Linked DNA regions of Homo sapiens: region 2 is linked to region 1. A link is an interaction called in ENCODE POLR2A ChIA-PET data of the cell type or tissue named here. Cell type or tissue: CD4-positive, alpha-beta T cell. All regions are shown on one strand. Each heading gives the region's core, and the rest is flanking DNA. Links, peaks and the distances in the headings are about the cores only.

Region 1 (8,339 bases), core at 57-8,056:
GGAGGCTGAGGCAGGAGAATCCCTTGAACCTGGGAGGCAAAGTTTGCAGTAAGCCGAGATCGCACCATTGCCCTCCAGCCTGGGCGACAAGAATGAAAATGCGTCTCAAAAAAAAAAAAAAAAAAAGTACTTACTTGTAAGGACCTAGGGGAAAAACTCTGGCCAGAGATAGTTAATATCTGGTACTTTCTATATGAACCCATAGTATTTGCCTCAACAACCTGTGTCCTGTCCCTATGCTGGAATGAGTGAGACTCAAGGAATGTCACCAAAGTAAAAGTAGGGATAAAAATGAGGCCAAAATAAATAGGCCTCGGAACTGTAGCCTCTTGCGAGAACTTACTGCAAGTCAGAGGACTGGCTTCAACCATTGCTAAAAGAATGGCTTAGGGAGTTATGCTCATATCTGGAACATTTTTTAAATTTCCATCTCATGTGTGGGGTTGCCTTGATGTTCTGTTTCAATCTCTTCCAGTATATTGCCAGGAAAGGAGAAGAACAGCAGAAAGATAGTCTATCTGGCCCCAAAAATGTCAGCCATCCTCTGGTCCTCAGACCAGACTCACAGATGGCTGTTACCTTTTCTTATATGTCCCCCCCACCCCACTTAAGAGTCTGGTTTCCTTTCATTAATTATTCATGCCTTGTCCTATTTTCCCTTTTTGTATAATTATGGAACACTAACACAATTGTTTCATTAATAATATACTTATCTACTACTGCTGGAAGACCACATCCAAAAAAAAGCAGTGGATATTATAATGAGATTTATCTTCCTTATTTACAGATACATTTCTTTTGCTTTTGAATATTAACTATCCTCGGCCAGCAGTTCCTTTTTGTTGATTTCGTCCCATCTAAATTAGGAGCAGCCATGACATTGCTATCCTATTTGAGGTTTGGGGCAGGTCTTAGAATCATTACTCTCTCATCAATGGTGTGATTTTTATGTCTCTGGTCACTGCTACCATATGTTTGGGAAGTGTGGTCTTAGGATGTGGTTTAAAGTCTCAGGAAAAACACTTCAATGTTTTAAATAAGTATAGACTAGTAATAAATACAGTTTGTGGTGATAAAATACCACAATAAAAACTGCATTAATGATATACATAATAAGCATGGTACTGATAATCAGATACCAAAAAGAGTCTCAATTAATATAATAATCACAAATGTTAGTTCTCACTAATCGCATATGAGATAGCAATTTACTTCCCACAAAAATACCAACTAGAAACTGGAAAATAAAAAAGTATTCTTAACAGAAAGAGTTCTGTGTCTGTTGACTGTGATGAGCTTTTCCCTGGATCTCTGACCTAGGTTCTGTCGTGTTAAACATTCTTTAATGACTTGAGTGAGGCCCCTCATGGTGTGTTAATCGTGGGGATTCAAAAAAGGCTTCAACAAGCTAGAAACTGAGGCTACATGTGACACTGAACTGTGGATGAATGTGAGTCTTTCACTGAAGGTCCAAAAACTATCTGCAGAAATACAGGATGGGGGAGGTGTGGCTTAATGTCAGCACATGTGAAAAACACTTTAGAGTTTTAGATGATTCGATATGACTCAAGTGCATGTGGCTGCCAAAAAAGCTACTTAAACTTGGGCTGTATTAAAAGGAATATATCATGCAGAAAAGACACTGGATCCAATCCACACCTGGAACACTATGCCAATTCTGGGGGTCATGCTCTAACAAAAGAGACAAAATGGAGTATATTTAGGTTTCGGATCAGAGGGCTGAGTGACATAAAATCATGAGCACGTGTTACTTTCATGATCAGAATAAAAGATACTTCCATTTTGGAGAAAACAAATCCTTAAGTAATGCCCAGTGTTGAAGAGGATATTATGAAATGGAAATGCTCAGATAGTATTGTTTTTACTATGAATTAGTTTATTAAATCCTTTGGGAAGCAATTCTGTCATATATTGTAACTGCCACAAAACTTATGTTGGCTTTACTTATAATCACCAAATACTGGAAACAACCCCGATTCCTTCAGCTGGCAAATGGATAGACAGTCTATGGTATATCCATAAGAAGGAAACAATAAAAGGAACAAACTATTGATACAACCACATAATGAATCTTGCTAGGCATGAGAGCTCAAACCTGCAATCCCAACTACTCAGGGGGCTGAGGCAAGAGGATGACTTGAGGCCAGGTGTTTGAGACCAGTCTTAACAACACAATAAGACCACATTTCTAAAAAAAGTATTTTTTTTAATTAGCTGGGCATGGTGGTACATGCCTGTAGTCTTAGCTATTCAGGAGGCTGAGGCTAGAGGATCACTTGAGCCCAGGAGTTCAAGGTTACAGTGAGCTATGATTGTGCCACTGCACTCTAGAAAAAAAATACATATATTCATACATAAAAATAATAACCCAACAGTGCAGATAAATATTGGAACATAAAAAGACTCAATCCTAAAGCAGACAGAAAAAGGTATGGGTGGGCAGGGAGGAAGGAATAAAGAACAGGAGCAAAGGCCGGGCACGGTGGCTGGCACCTGTAATCCCAGCACTTTGGGAGGCCGAGGCAGGTGGATCACTTGAGGTCAGGAGTTCGAGACCAGCCTGGCCAACATAGTGGAGCCCTGTCTCTATGAAAAATACAAAAAACTAGCACGTGCCTGTAGTCCAGCTACTCAGGAGGCTGAGGTAGGAGTAGGAGAATTGCTTGAACCCAGGAGGTAGAGGTTGCAGTGAGCCAAGATCATAACACTGCACTAGAGCCTGGGAGAAAAAGCAAGACTTTGTCTCAAAAAAAGAGAACGAACTAGAACAAATAAAAAAAAAAAAAATAGCAACAGTGGACTTTAACCCCACCACACTGAAATTACACTAAATCTAAGAGTGTTAAAGATATCATTAAAAAGACAGATTTTCAACATATATAAAACAGCAAGACAACTATATGCTGGCTACTTTAAAAGCTAGATTAAAAGCAAATGGGGGGCCAGGCACAGTGGCTCACACCTGTAATCCCAGCACTTTGGGAGGCCGAGGCAGGTGGATCACTTGAGGCAAGGAGTCCATGACCAGCCTAGCCAACGTGGCGAAATGCTGTCTCTACTAAAAATACAAAAATTAGCCAGGCATGGTGGCACACACCTGTAATTGCAGCTACTCAAGAGACTGAGGTACGAGAATCGCTTGAACTCAGGAGGCAGAGGTTGCAGTGAGCCAAGACTGCGCCACTGCACTCCAACCTGGGCGACAGAGTGAGACTCCATCTCCAAAAAAAAAAAAACCACATGGACAGACAAGTGGGACTTCTTGATAAATCCAAATGAGGAGATCAACATATCCTCTCTGCAAAAGGTAACTATAAAGCTGAACATAATTCATACCATTCAAACATAATTCAAACCATTTTGAGGTTTGGAAAATCAACCAATGGCATATAAAAATTTGAGAAGCATTTATGCCTTAAAAATGAATGAACTTGGCCAAGTGTGGCGGCTCACGCCTGTAATCCCAACACTTGGGGAGGCCGAGGCAGGCGGATCACGAGGTCAGGAGTTTGAGAACAGCCTAGCCAATATGGTGAAACCCCGTCTCTACTAAAAATACAAAAATTAGCCAGGCATGGTGGTGTGCTCCTGCAGTCCCAGCTACTTCAGAGGCTGAGGCAGAAGAATCGCTTAAACCTGGGAGTTGGAGGTTGCAGTGAGCCGAGATTGTGCCACCGCACTCTAGCCTGAGTGACAGAGTGTGACTCCATCTCAAAAAAAAAAAAAGAACTTGGGTAAAAATAGTGAGAATCTGTGTCATTGAGATGTGAGGCTTCTCCCAACCTTCCTGCCTCAGTTGAAGCAGATGTTGTACCAGAATGGGACAGGTAATGAGAACAGGAAGCTTTCCTGCTTTAGCAGGAAGCGGCTGCTGACTTATTTGGAACAATAGGTAGCATCCACATCCAGCGGTGTCATCAGTAGAATTGACTATCTCAGAGATGGGCAAGTGGAAAGTGCCAAAAGCTATACTAACACGAGGTTGTGGTCGTGGTCAGGGCAAGCTTACTCCTAGCTAAGGCTGTATGCATTTGCAGCAGAGACCTGAAAGGGTGCAACCAGTCACGTGCTCCTAGCTGACACTGAGGGTGTGTGTATTCCAAGGGGAGAGGTGAAAGGGTTCAGCAGTGAACAAAAGATAAGATTTGAAAATGGCCTGAACTTTGAATGTGCTACCCTGCCACGCAGAGCCATTTACAGATGACAGAAGCCTTCCTGATCAAGGTGGTTAAGTACAACCTCTGATCAATAACTGACTATTAACCCATGCAGACATATGGACAACCCCTAGGAAAGCAGATGTAAAGATATAAGCAAGTTTAAAAAGCAAGCAGACACATGGAGAGGACCTGAGACTACACAAATAAAGAGAGCTGCCCAGACGGCCCCCAGCTGCTCCAGCCCCTGTTATTTCAGCTCCAGCCACCAACTGACTGCAGCTGCATAACAAAGTCAGAACTGCCCAGCTGAGCCCTTCCAGAATCCCTGACCCACAGAAATCTGAGAGATAATAAAGTGATTGTCGTCTTTTAAAAAGGAGGGTGTGGGGTGGAAAAGTAGAGACATTAATGGCCACAAACCACAGGAAAAAGATTTCACAGGTTTGACAAACATGTTACTAAACAAAGAGCAATGAACAGACAAAAAAGTAACAACAGCAATTTGGGAGGATCAGAATCCACAGCTGCTATATTATCTAAAATGCCCAGTTCTTAACAAAAAAATTATAAGACCTACAAAGAAACAGGAGTGTGACTCGTACTCAAGAAAAAAATGCAGTCAATAGAAATTGCCTCTGAGTATTGAAGATACTAGATACAGCAGACAAAAATTTCAAAGCAATTATAAGCTCACAGAACTACAGAAAATCATAATAAAAGAAAGAAAAATATAACAATGAATCTACAAATTCAGATTCCCTATAAGGAGACAGAAATTATATATATATTTTAAAAAGCAGGCCAGGCACGGTGGCTCACACCTGTAATCCCAGCACTTTGGGAGGCCAAGGTCAGCACATTGCTTGAGCCCAGGAGTTTGAGACCAGCCGGGCAACATAATGAGACTTTGTCTCTACAAAACAAACAAACAAATACATACATACATAAAATTTTTAAAAATAAGAAACCAAACAGAAATCTTGGAGTTGAAAAGTATAATAATGGAAATGAAAAATTCACTGGGGCAACTCAATAGCAATTTGGGGATGGCAGGAAAAAGAATCAGTGAACCTGAAAATAGAAATTATCTAAAGAACAAAGAGAAAAGATTAAAGAAAATAAAACAGTGCCTTAGAGATCTGTGCAACAACAACAAACATGCCAACACATGCATAATGGAAATCCCAGAAGGAAAGAAGAGACAAACTTACCAAATCTGATGAAAAATATTAATCCACACATTCAAGAAGCTCAAAGGCCCCAAGTAGGATAAATACAAAGAGATCAAAACTTGGACTTATCACAAACTATGGAAAGCTAAAGGAAAAAAAAATCCTGAAATGAGCAAGAGAAAAGCAACTCGTCTGAAACAATGGAGGCTAGAAGAGAGTAGAATGGCATATATAAAGTGCTGGGGGAAAAAAATTGTCAACCAAAAATTCCATTTCAATCAAATTTATCCCTCAAAAAAAAAAAAGACAAAGACATTCCTAGATAAACAAAAACTGAGAAAATCTGCTAGTGAATTTGTAACATTAAATACTAACAAAAGTCTTTTCAGGGTAAAAGGAAGTGACAACGGTTGGGGACCTGAAGTCCAAGAAGAACTGAGGAACACCAAAAATTGTAAATATGTGAGTTAACACAGAAGATTCTACAAATATATTTTTATTCACACCTTCTCTTAACTTCTTTAAAAGACAAACATCCTTAAGGAAGTAACTATGACACTGTGTTTTGGGTTTACAAATATATACAGATATTATACATGAGAATAATAGCACAAAAAAGGGTGAAAGAATGAGGCTATAATGGAGCAAAGCATATATATTTTACCAGAATTAAGTTAGTATTAATCTGAAGTAGACTCTGATAATTAACATGTACACTGTAATCCCTACAGCAACTGCTAAGAAAACAACTCCAAAAAATACATAGTTAAAAAAAATCAATGGAACAGTTAAAACAGTAAACTAAAAATATGTATTTAATATAAAAGGAGGCAGTCAAGGAGGAACAGAGAAACAAAATAGACAAGAATGTATAGAAAAGAAATAATAAAAAGGCAAATCTAACCAGATCAATAACTATATTAAAAGTGAATGGTTTTTATACCTCAATCAAAAGGTAGAGAATGTCAGACTGGATGAAACATCAAGATCCAACTATATGCTATTTACAAAAGACACACCTTAGATTCAAAGACACAAAAGAGTTGAAAGCAAACAGATAAAAAAAGATACATACCCACTGGGCACGGTGGCTCACACCTGTAATCCCAACACTCTGGGAGGCCGAGGCAGGTGGATCATCTGAGGTCAGGAGTTCGAAACCAGCCCGGCCAACATGGCAAAACCCTATCTCTACTAAAAATACAAAAATTAGACAGGCATGCTGGCACGCGCCTGTAATCCCAGCTACTTGGGAGGCTGAGGCAGGAAAATCACTTGAACCCAGGAGGCAGAGGTTGCAGGAAACTGAGATCGCGCCACTGCACTTCAGCAGCCTGTCGAGCAAGACTTTGTCTCAAAAAAAAAAAAAAAAAAGATATATACCATCATAGAACCATAAGAAAGACAGAATAGTGATATCATTTGGATACTTGTCCCCTCCAAATCTCATGTTAAAATGTGGCCCCTAATGTTGGAGGTGGGGTCTAGTGGGAGATGTATGAGTCATAAGAGCAGATCCCTCAAGAATGGCTTGGTGCCTCCCTGTAGTACCGAGCAAGTCTCCCTCTATTAGTTTATGGGAGAACTGGTTGTTTAAAGGAGTGTGGCACCTCCCCCACCTCTGTCTCCCTCTCTTACCATGTGACATGCCTGCTCCTCCTTCACCTTCCTCCATGATTGAAAGTTTTCTGAGGTCCTTACCAGAAGCAGATGCTGGTGCCACACTTCTTATACAGCTTGCAGAACTGTGAGCCAAATAAACCTCTCTTCTTTATAAATTACCCAGCCTCGGGTATTCCTTTATAGCAACTCAAAGTGGACTAACACAAATGGCTCTATTAATATTAGATAAAATAGAAATAAAGACAGAGAGTAATATTAGAGAACGGTGTTTCATAATGATGAAAGTTGTTACATCATGAAGATATAATAATTCTAAATGTATCCACACCAGCAACATATCCTCAAAACAAATGAAGGAAAAACTGACAGAATCAAAAGGAAAAATACACAATTCAACAAAACAGGTTAATAATTCAGTACCTCACTCTCAATTGATAAAACTAAAGACAAAATCAGTAAGAATATACAAAACTCAAAAAACACTATCAACCAACATAACTGACATATATAAAACTCTCTACCCAATGACTGCAGACTATATAGTCTTTAAAAGCACATATGGTTTATACCTTTCACAAAAATTAAGTCAAAATGGATCGCAGACCTAAATGTAAAATGCAAAACTATGAAAGTCCTAAGCAGTAATACAAGAGAAAATCTAGGTAAGCATGGATTTGGTGATGACTTTTTAGATACAACACCAAAGTACAATCCACGAAATTAAAAATGGGACAGATCAATGGAACAGACCTAAGAGTCCAGAAATAAACCCTTACATTTATGGTCATTTTTTAAAGGTGCTGAGATAATTCAATAAGGGAAAACACAATCTTTTCAACATATGGTACAGGGTCAACTGGATACCACAAGCAAACAAACAAAGCAAAATGAACTTAGACCTTTACACAACACACACAAAGTAATCCAAAAAGGATCACAGGCCTAAATGCAATCACTAAAACTATAAAACTTCTAGGAGAAATCTTTATTAAAAATATTGATACACTGAACTTCATCAAGATTAAAAAAGTTGTACTTCAAAAAATATCAGCCAGGTCAGAAGTTCCAGACCAGCCTGGCCAACATGGTGAAAGCCTGTCTCTACTAAAAACACAAAAATGAGCCAGGCACCCGTAATCCCAGCTACCTGGGAGGCTAAGGCAGGAGAACTGCTTGAACCCAGGAGGTGGAGTTTGCAGTGAGCTGAGATCGCGCCAGTGCACTCCAGCCTGGGCGACAGAGTGAGACTCGGTCTCAAAAAAAAAAAAAAAAAATCCCCCAAAAAATGAAAAGAAAGTCACAGTCTGGGAGAAAATACTGCAAATCATATATCTGATTAAGAGATTGTATCCAGAATAAAGAA
Region 2 (8,339 bases), core at 197-8,196, 290 kb before region 1:
CATGCACCACCATGCCCGGCTAATTTTTTTTTTTTTTTTTTTTGATAGAGACAGGGACTCACTATGTTGCCCAGGCTTGTCTTAAACTTCTGGCTTCAAGTGATGCTCCCACCCCAGCCTCCGAAAGTGCTGGGATTACAAGCATGAGCCACTGTGCCCAAACCATTGTAGAATGTTTAGCAGCATCCTTGGCTTCCACCTACCAGATGTCAGTAACACTTCCCTCTCTCAGACATGACAACTAAAAATGTCTCTAGACATTTCCAAATGTTCACTGTGAGGCAGAATTATCTCTGATTGAGAACCACTAGTCTAGAACCTGTGCTCTCAGCCACCATACTATATAGCCTCTTCATATTAAAAATGCACATAAAGAGCCAGACACGGTGGTTCATGTCTATAATCCCAGTACTTTGGGAGGCTGAGGTGGGCAGATCACTCGAGGTCAGGAGTTTGAGAACAGCCAGGGCAACATGGCGAAACCCCATCTCTACAAAAAATACAAAAATTAGCTGGGCGTGGTGGCGTGCACCTGTAATTCCAGTTACACATGAAGCTGACGCACAAGAATCTCTCCAACCCAGGAGGCAGAGGCTGTAGTGAGTTGGGATGACACCACTGCACTCCAGCCTTGGTAACAGAGTGCGACTCTGTCTCAAAATAAAATATTAGGCTGGTGCGAAAGTAATTGCAGTTTTTGCCATTACTTTTCATGGGAAAACTGCAATTTGTTTTGCACCAACCCAATAAAGTAAAATAAAGTGAAATAAAATGTACATAAAGTTATTTTGTTCTATATCCAAAGAGAGAAATAAATCTTCAAATTGGGGGCAGGCCGTGAAACTTTGCTGGAATGTCAATAGTGACTTTATGGATCAAGAAAAGTGCTCATTAGTAGATTCTTATTAAATGCTTATTAGTAGACTCGGAGAACTAGTTATAAGCTCACAGTTGCCCAGCAGAGAGAATAAGTGCACTTTTCTCTCTTATTACCTTTCTCTGGTTCTCTGTGCCAAGCACCTTAGCCTTCAAGAATTTAGATTTCATGTTATACTTGTGGCATATCAGGACCGTGCATATCAACAAAGGTGTCAAAATATATTGCTATGTCCTAAACAGAGCATGTTGCAAATAACTGCTTACTAATAAATAATCATTGGTTTTTTTAAATTAATTGGAATAAATTTAAGGGTATATACATAACAATATTTTTTTCAGTATGATTTCTTAGATGGAGATTAAAGGGTTGGAATTACAGGTCGAGCTCCTAGAATTGCACATAATTCTGGATATATGGGGGTATATCACACATATGAACACATTTGTGATGTGTCTCTGAAGAAGAAAGGTTGAAAATTGCTTCATAGGTGATTTTTTTTTTTTTTTTTTTTTTTTTTTGAGACAGAGTCTCGTTCTGTCACCCAGGCTGGAATGCAGTGGCACGATCTCAGCTCACCGCAACCTCCGCCTCCCAGGTTCAAGTAATTCTCCTGCCTCTGCCTCCTGAGTAGTTGGGATTACAGGCGCCCACCACCACGCCCAGCTAATTTTTATATTTTTAGTAGAGATGGGGTTTCACCATGTTGGTCAGGCTGGTTTCGAATTCCTGACCTCAGGTGATCCACTCGCCTTGGCCTCCCAAAGTGCTGGGATTACAGGCGTGAGCCACCCTGCCTAGCCAGCATAGGTGATTTGAGTCAACGATTACTGAAATGCAGAGAGGATTGAATTAAGAAGCACTGAGAAATGATCATTTATAAACTGTCTAATATACTGAATATATATATTATCCATGTGAAATATATGAAAATACATGTTCAGCCATGTTTTCATATAGTCACATAATTTGTCCATGAAAAAATACATGTTAATGCGATATTAAATTTAACATCTGTGGCCAGGCGCAGTGGCTCATGCCTGTAATCCCAGCACTTTGGGAGGCCAAGGCGGGTGGATCACTTGAGGCAAGGAGTTCAAGACCAACCTGGCCAACATGGTGTAACGCAGAATTGAAAATTCTCAAATAATAGAGCAAATATACAAATATAAGTGGAAAGACTTTCATTTTTCATTTTCCATGTCTACTAAAAATACAAAAATTAGCTGCACGTGGTGCACATGCCTGTAATCCCAGCTATTCAGGAGGCTGAGGCATGAGAATCGCTTCAACCTAGGAGGCAGAGGTTGCAGTGAGCCAAGATCGCACTACTGCACTCCAGCCTGGGAGACAGAACGAGACTCTGTCTCAAAAAAAAAAAAAAAAAAAATTAACATCTGCTTCATAAACTTGAAGGTTGCTTTCTAGAAAACCCTGACTGAGGACAGTGGTACAGATCAAAATTTACCCGGAATGTTGATGTGAATAAGATGTGAGACAGAAGGTGAATGCTCCTGAGAAATAATGCTTAGTAACTTCCTGCTCAGTGCTTATACTCGCTTCTTAACAAGTCCTTCACCTCCTTTTCAAATAGCTGTAAATCTCAACTACTTCGTTGTTCTTTGCTTTGACTTTAGTAAGTCTAGTCTTTGCCTCTTGATACTGAAGTCAGAACTTAGAAATGAAACCAAACATTTACCTCCAAAACAACTGGTTCCCACTAACTCAATGAGCACACAGCAGGTGTTCAAAAAATGTTTGCTGTAGTGAATTGAATTTAGTGAGGTGCAAATTCCTTGGCCAAATTGTTTTCTTCAGAATTTGAAAGACCTCATACTGGGAAGAAACGTGTAGAAACTGACAGAGGACACTCGGGGGTTCTAGAAATGTGTCTCTTCTCTGAGAGGTTTGGTATTAGATAGAATGGAAAGCAAACACAGGTGGCAGGTCCTCTTTGACCAGACCACTTCTTGCAAGGAATCTTCAGTAAGAAGTTGTTGACACATCTAGGATAATTACTGTGGAAAGCTGGGCTGGACCCTAGGTAAAATTCATCTTTCCTTTGGAGACCCATGCTACTGATCCTTGATATCAAAAACTCTCAGTGCTGGGCCCCAGCAGCCCTAAACAACTTCCCTCTCCTCCCATCAAAATGCACTCTCAGGATGAGCTCTCTGCCAGATGAAAGTGGTGGGTTATAAATTAAATTAGCTCATCTCAGATAACAATGTCCACCTGTCACTTTTTGCTCATAGAGCTGAAATGACCTTAGAAATCATCTAGGCCAACTCATGCATATTGTAGATATGGAAACAGAGGTTCAAGGAGGTTGATTTACTTAAGGTCCTTATGCTGAAATAAAAAATAAGACCGGGGTCTCTTGACTTGTTCAGTGCTTATAATCAGAATTAGAACCCAGGTTTCTTAGCCCCCAGCCCAATGTGTAAGGTGAAGTAGAAAGCACTATACTCTTTAAGATTTTTGGTTTTCTAATATTTCAGGTGCTAGTAGGGTATTAGAAGGTGATAGAATGACTGGTATGAATTTTAGTACTCAAATTAAATTATATAAGAAATGCTACATTGAATTAGTTTCTATTGCTGCTGTAACAAGTTAACACAAATTTAGTGGCTTAAGATAACACTGTTTATTATCTCACAGTTCTGTACATCAGAAGTCTGGGTGGGTTTGGCTGAGTTCTCTGCTTAGAGTCTCCCAGGGCTAAAATCAAGATCTTAGCAGGACTGTGATCCTTTTTAGAGGCTCTGAGGTTGACTGCCCTTCCAGGCTCAGTCAGGTTGTTGGCAGAATCCGGTGCCTTGTGGTTGTAAGACTAAGATCCTATTTCCTTGATGGCTATCAGGTGGGAGCCATCATACCTCCTAGAGGCCTCATCCTGGTCCCTCTATGTGGGCCCCTGCATCTCAGAGCCTGCAATAGCATGTCAATTCTTTCTCATGCTTGGAGTCTCTCTGACTTCTCCTGCTGCTGCCAGAGAAAGTTCCCTGCATTTAAGGGCTCATGTGCTTAGATTGGGCCTACCTGGATAATCCAGGATAGTCTCCCCACTTTAAGGTTCATAACCTTAATTATTATGCAGAATCCCTTTTGCTATATAACATAACACATTCACAGGTTCCAGGGATTAGGGCATGGATATCTTTGGGGAACCATTCTGCCTACTACTCACATTATTTCCTTTAAATAACGGCAAGGCTCTATCCTACCAGGCTGATGGGAACATCAATGGCAAACATTACTGAGACTCTCTTCCCCTTCCTAGGTCCTGGGGTTCTTACACAGAACAAAATCTATGGGGATACTTTGTTCCTCTCGGCTCCACTTATCCCTCTTTCTCTCTAACCTGCTCCCCACGTGATGATTTAGGTTCTTTTGTCTATAAAAAAACCTCTGAATTGCTTCCAGGACAACAGACTATCACAACAGTCCTAAGTCCAGGCCTCAAGGAGCCTAGAACGTTGTTAAGGACCTGGAACACGGCTGGGACCCAAGGCGGCATGTTGGCTAGACTCTCTTGTCATCTGTCAGCAGCAGGGGTCCTGGAGGGTCTACCTTAGATGAGCCATTCTTCATCATCTCTGCTGCTGCTTCCATTGCCTCCCTGACCCCAGCCCAGGGGAGGGTCCTCACCATGCTCTCTTATAGCAGCCTACTCTTCTTTCATTGGACTTACTACAACTTAATACATTCATTTCTTCTTATCTGTTTACTACTCTCTACCCCTCTACAACTAATTATACTAGATCTTCATGAGGGTAGGGATACAGTTTGGTTTACCATTGTATATCTAATTATTAACATAGTACATTCTGGAGTGTAGTATGATCTTAGTGTATATTTATGGAGTGATGAATGAATTGATTCAAATGGGCACAGGTTTTCAAAAGAGATTTTTCCAAATGTACATATTCAATAGCCAACTGATATCTCTACGTGGATATCTAGTGGGAATTTAACTTGTGTATAGTAGTATTACTGATTTCAAGCTCCCTAAACTTTTTCTCTCTTGCTCTCAGGCTCTCAAAACTAGGGGTCATCCCCATTCCCTAACCCCATCACATATAAACTAATCTTGTTGGCTCTGTCTCCATAATATTTTCAATATTCATCTACTTTTCTCCACCTACACTGCCATCACCCTGGTCTAAGCCACCATCATCAGCAGTGGTGTGATCACAGCATCACAGCTTACTGCAGCCTCAACCTCCTAGGCTCAAGCAGTTCTCCTGCCTCAGCCTCCCAAGTAGCTGGGAGCCTCCCACCACAACCAGCAAATTTTTACTTTTTTTTTTTTTTTTTGGTAGAGATAGGGTCTGACTATGTTGCCCAGGCTGTAATAGCCTTTTTTTTTTTTTTTTTTTTTTGAGACAAAGTCTGGCTGTCGCCCAGGTTGGAGTGCAGTGGTACAATCTCGGCTCACTGCAACCTCCGCCTCCCAGGTTCAAGTGATTCTCCTGCCTCAGCCTTTCGAGTAGCTGGGATTACAGGCACTCACCACCATGCTGGGCTAATTTTTATATATTTAGTACAGACAGGATTTTGCCATGTTGGCCAGGCTGGTCTCGAACTCCTGACCTCAAGTGATCCACCTGCCTCGGCCTCCCAAAGTGCTGGGTGTAATAGCCTGTTAACTATTCTCCCTGCTTCTATGCTTGGCCACCTACACAGCAACTAAAGTTGTATTTTTAAAACATAAATGTGCGTGAGGGGGTTAAAAAAAATGGCATATTCATTTCACTCCTTTGCCTGAAACCTGCGATGAATTTTCCTTCAATAGACTAAAACCATGCCCTACAATGCCCTGTGTCATCCTACCTTTGCCCACCTTTCCGGTTATATCAGGTATCATTTTCTTTGGTATTCATATGCTGTAGCCACATAACAAGCTCATTCCTACACCAGGGTCTTTGCACTCATCATTTCTTCTGCCTGAATGTTATGGCGGACTTCCTGTCGTTGGGGTTTCAGCTGCCATATAACCTCTTCAGAGAACCTTTCTCTAACCACTCCATCTAAAACCAGACCCTGTTTCAGACAGGGTGCTTTCAGAGATGAGTAACAAAACTCAAAGTGGCTTAAGCCATAAAGACATTGTTTGCTTACTTAGTAAGTCTGGAGGTGAGTGTCCTAGCAGCACCACAGTGTCAGGGCACTATGTCCCGGTGAGTCTCAGGACTTCCCCTGACCTCAGAAGATACCACCCAGTGCCCTGACATCTTCATGTGACAGTTTACAGTGGCAAGAAGCAGAGAGGCAGTCAGGCCCATGAGAATACTCACTACACACCTCTTTCCTTTTATCAAGGAAGAAACATTTTTCCAAGAACCTCCCAACACCCTGCCAGGAGACTTTCTCTTGTCACTGGCCAGAAGAAGATTATATTGATGTGACCACACCTAACTGAAAGGGATGGTGGGGAAATTATTATCTTACCTTTTTAGCCTCTTAAGAGGCAGGAGAGGGAGGAGTTGGGAATGGTCATTGGGTAACCAGCTAACCAGCCATCTGCCATTCCATTTCCCGTCAATTCTTGGTCCCTCATTCTGTTTTCTTTTTCTACATAGCACTAATCATTTCTGAATTATTGACATTTTTATTTGTTTAGCTGTTTATTATTTGTTTCCCATGTTAGAAGTAAGCTCCATAAAAACAGGGATCTTGTCTGTCTAGTTATTATAATGTCTGTGTCCCCAGCAATGAACACAACTCTGGCCACACTAAGTGATCTTTTTAAAAAATGGATAAATGTTATGATTGAAGACTATTTTGCATATGCCATCATAACAAAATGGTCATTTCTTAGGGTGAATTTTTTTTTTTTCTTTTTGAGATGGAGTCTTGTTCTGTTACCCAGGCTGGAGTGCAGTAGTACAATCTTGGCTCACTGCAACCTCCGCCTCCGGGGTTCAAGCAATTCTCCTGCCTCAGCCTCCCAAATAACTGGGATTACAGGCACCCACCATCACGTCTGGCTAATTTGTGTATTTTTAGTAGAGATGAGTTTTCACCATGTTGGCCAGGCTGGTCTCAAACTCCTAACCTCAAGTGATTCACCCACTTCGGCTTCCCAAAGTGCTGGGATTATAGGCATGAGTCACCACACCCAGCCAGGGTGAAATTTTTTTGCACTTGTTTTTTTTACATTGTATCTTACTTTTCAGATTTTGTGTGAATGTAGGGAGGTAGGGAAGTTCAGTATTAAACCTGCAGCTGTGTCCTGTATACACGGAACTCTACTAAGCTACTAAGCAGCAGTTGGGAAGAGAAATATTAGATAGTATTCTTTATACATCCGTGGGGGTGGTCACCCCCAAAGAGATGCCAACACGACCTAACATTTTTGTCATGCAACATTGTTTACAAGGAATTAGGGGAGGACTGCAGCCTGTGGTCAACTTAAACCTTCATGTGGGGTAAAGCTCAGGCTCCTTTCTGTTTTATTCCTTTGGGTAGGGTAGCTACCAGTGGTTATCCATTCCTTCACAAAACTGTCAAGGAGGTGAAGTTTATCTTCTTCAACTTCACCTTTCACCCTTCACCCGGCCCTTCTCATAATGACACCCCATCTTAATTCTCTCAGTTACTGATGGTCCTCACGGCTTTTGCTTTTGGCATCTCTTCTGTTTTCATTTTCACTAATCGTAGATTTCAGAGATAGAATGAATAGGTCTCAGAAATCACTACTGATAAAATATAAAACTGAAAAAAATGTACAACTGGTCTTTAAGAAACATTTATATTTTAATAGGGATCTTCACTTTAAAGGATGATGCTGTAATTGTGAGAGAGGTTGATTTTTTGAATTCATGTGAAGGGTAAAGAAAGAGGCAAATGTGATAGGAGAGTAATAGTCCCTTAAATCTACATAGGCAGAATTTCTGAGCCAGGAATGTTCATGGTTGTTTTAAGCTATTTTGTGAAGTTAGAAGAAGCTGTTTTGAAAACATCTCTGTTTAAAAAAAAATTATGTTCCCATGAAAGCATATCGAGTTTCCAAACAAAAAGAAAATATACCCAGTCTGAGCTTGAGAAACTGCTTGATGCCAGTTAGGAAACAGTTTGAAAGGTACAGAGCTGGATTATTATGGAGGAATACTTATATATATTATATAAAAGGAGGAAAGGAAAAAGACCAGTAGAGAAAATTCCAGGCCTATAAGCTTGTGGCACCAGGAGTTTCAGGTGGTGGAAAGAAGCTCTGTTTTCATTGGTGTGAGGTTCTTTTGCAATTATTTAAAATATCTAATGGAAACAATTTTTTTTTTTTTGAGAGGGAGTCTCACTGTGTTGTCTGGGTTGGAGTGCAGTGGTGTAATCTCAGCTCACTGCAACCTCTGCCTCCCTGGTTCAAGCAATTCTCCTGCCTCAGCCTCCCTAGTAGCTGGGATTACAGGCACCAGCCGCCACACCCGGCTAATTTTTTTTTTTTTTATTTTTAGTA

The links. ChIA-PET counts read pairs that join two places held together with the same protein. Peaks named below come from ENCODE experiments on the same cell type or tissue, not always from the same donor. Only the 100,000 strongest peaks of a DNase experiment are listed, where the experiment ranks them.
Region 2: POLR2A ChIA-PET joins it to region 1 with 10 read pairs; 5 of 35 experiments call an interaction of 5 or more read pairs at or near these places.

Annotation. Positions count from the first base shown.
Region 1 is chr12:12,380,923-12,389,261 of GRCh38, reverse strand. All of the region lies in intron 2 of BORCS5 (BLOC-1 related complex subunit 5), which reads right to left. Among named protein-coding and RNA genes, the nearest start is that of BORCS5, 28 kb to the right of the region's middle. RefSeq lists an enhancer at 7,773-8,067. In CD4-positive, alpha-beta T cell, for the core only: no CTCF peak of the experiment used is centred there; no DNase peak of the experiment used is centred there; H3K27ac peaks cover 1,855 bases.
Region 2 is chr12:12,671,133-12,679,471 of GRCh38, reverse strand. All of the region lies in intron 3 of GPR19 (G protein-coupled receptor 19), which reads left to right. Among named protein-coding and RNA genes, the nearest start is that of GPR19, 21 kb to the left of the region's middle. RefSeq lists enhancers at 2,246-3,074, 5,996-6,055. In CD4-positive, alpha-beta T cell, for the core only: no CTCF peak of the experiment used is centred there; no DNase peak of the experiment used is centred there.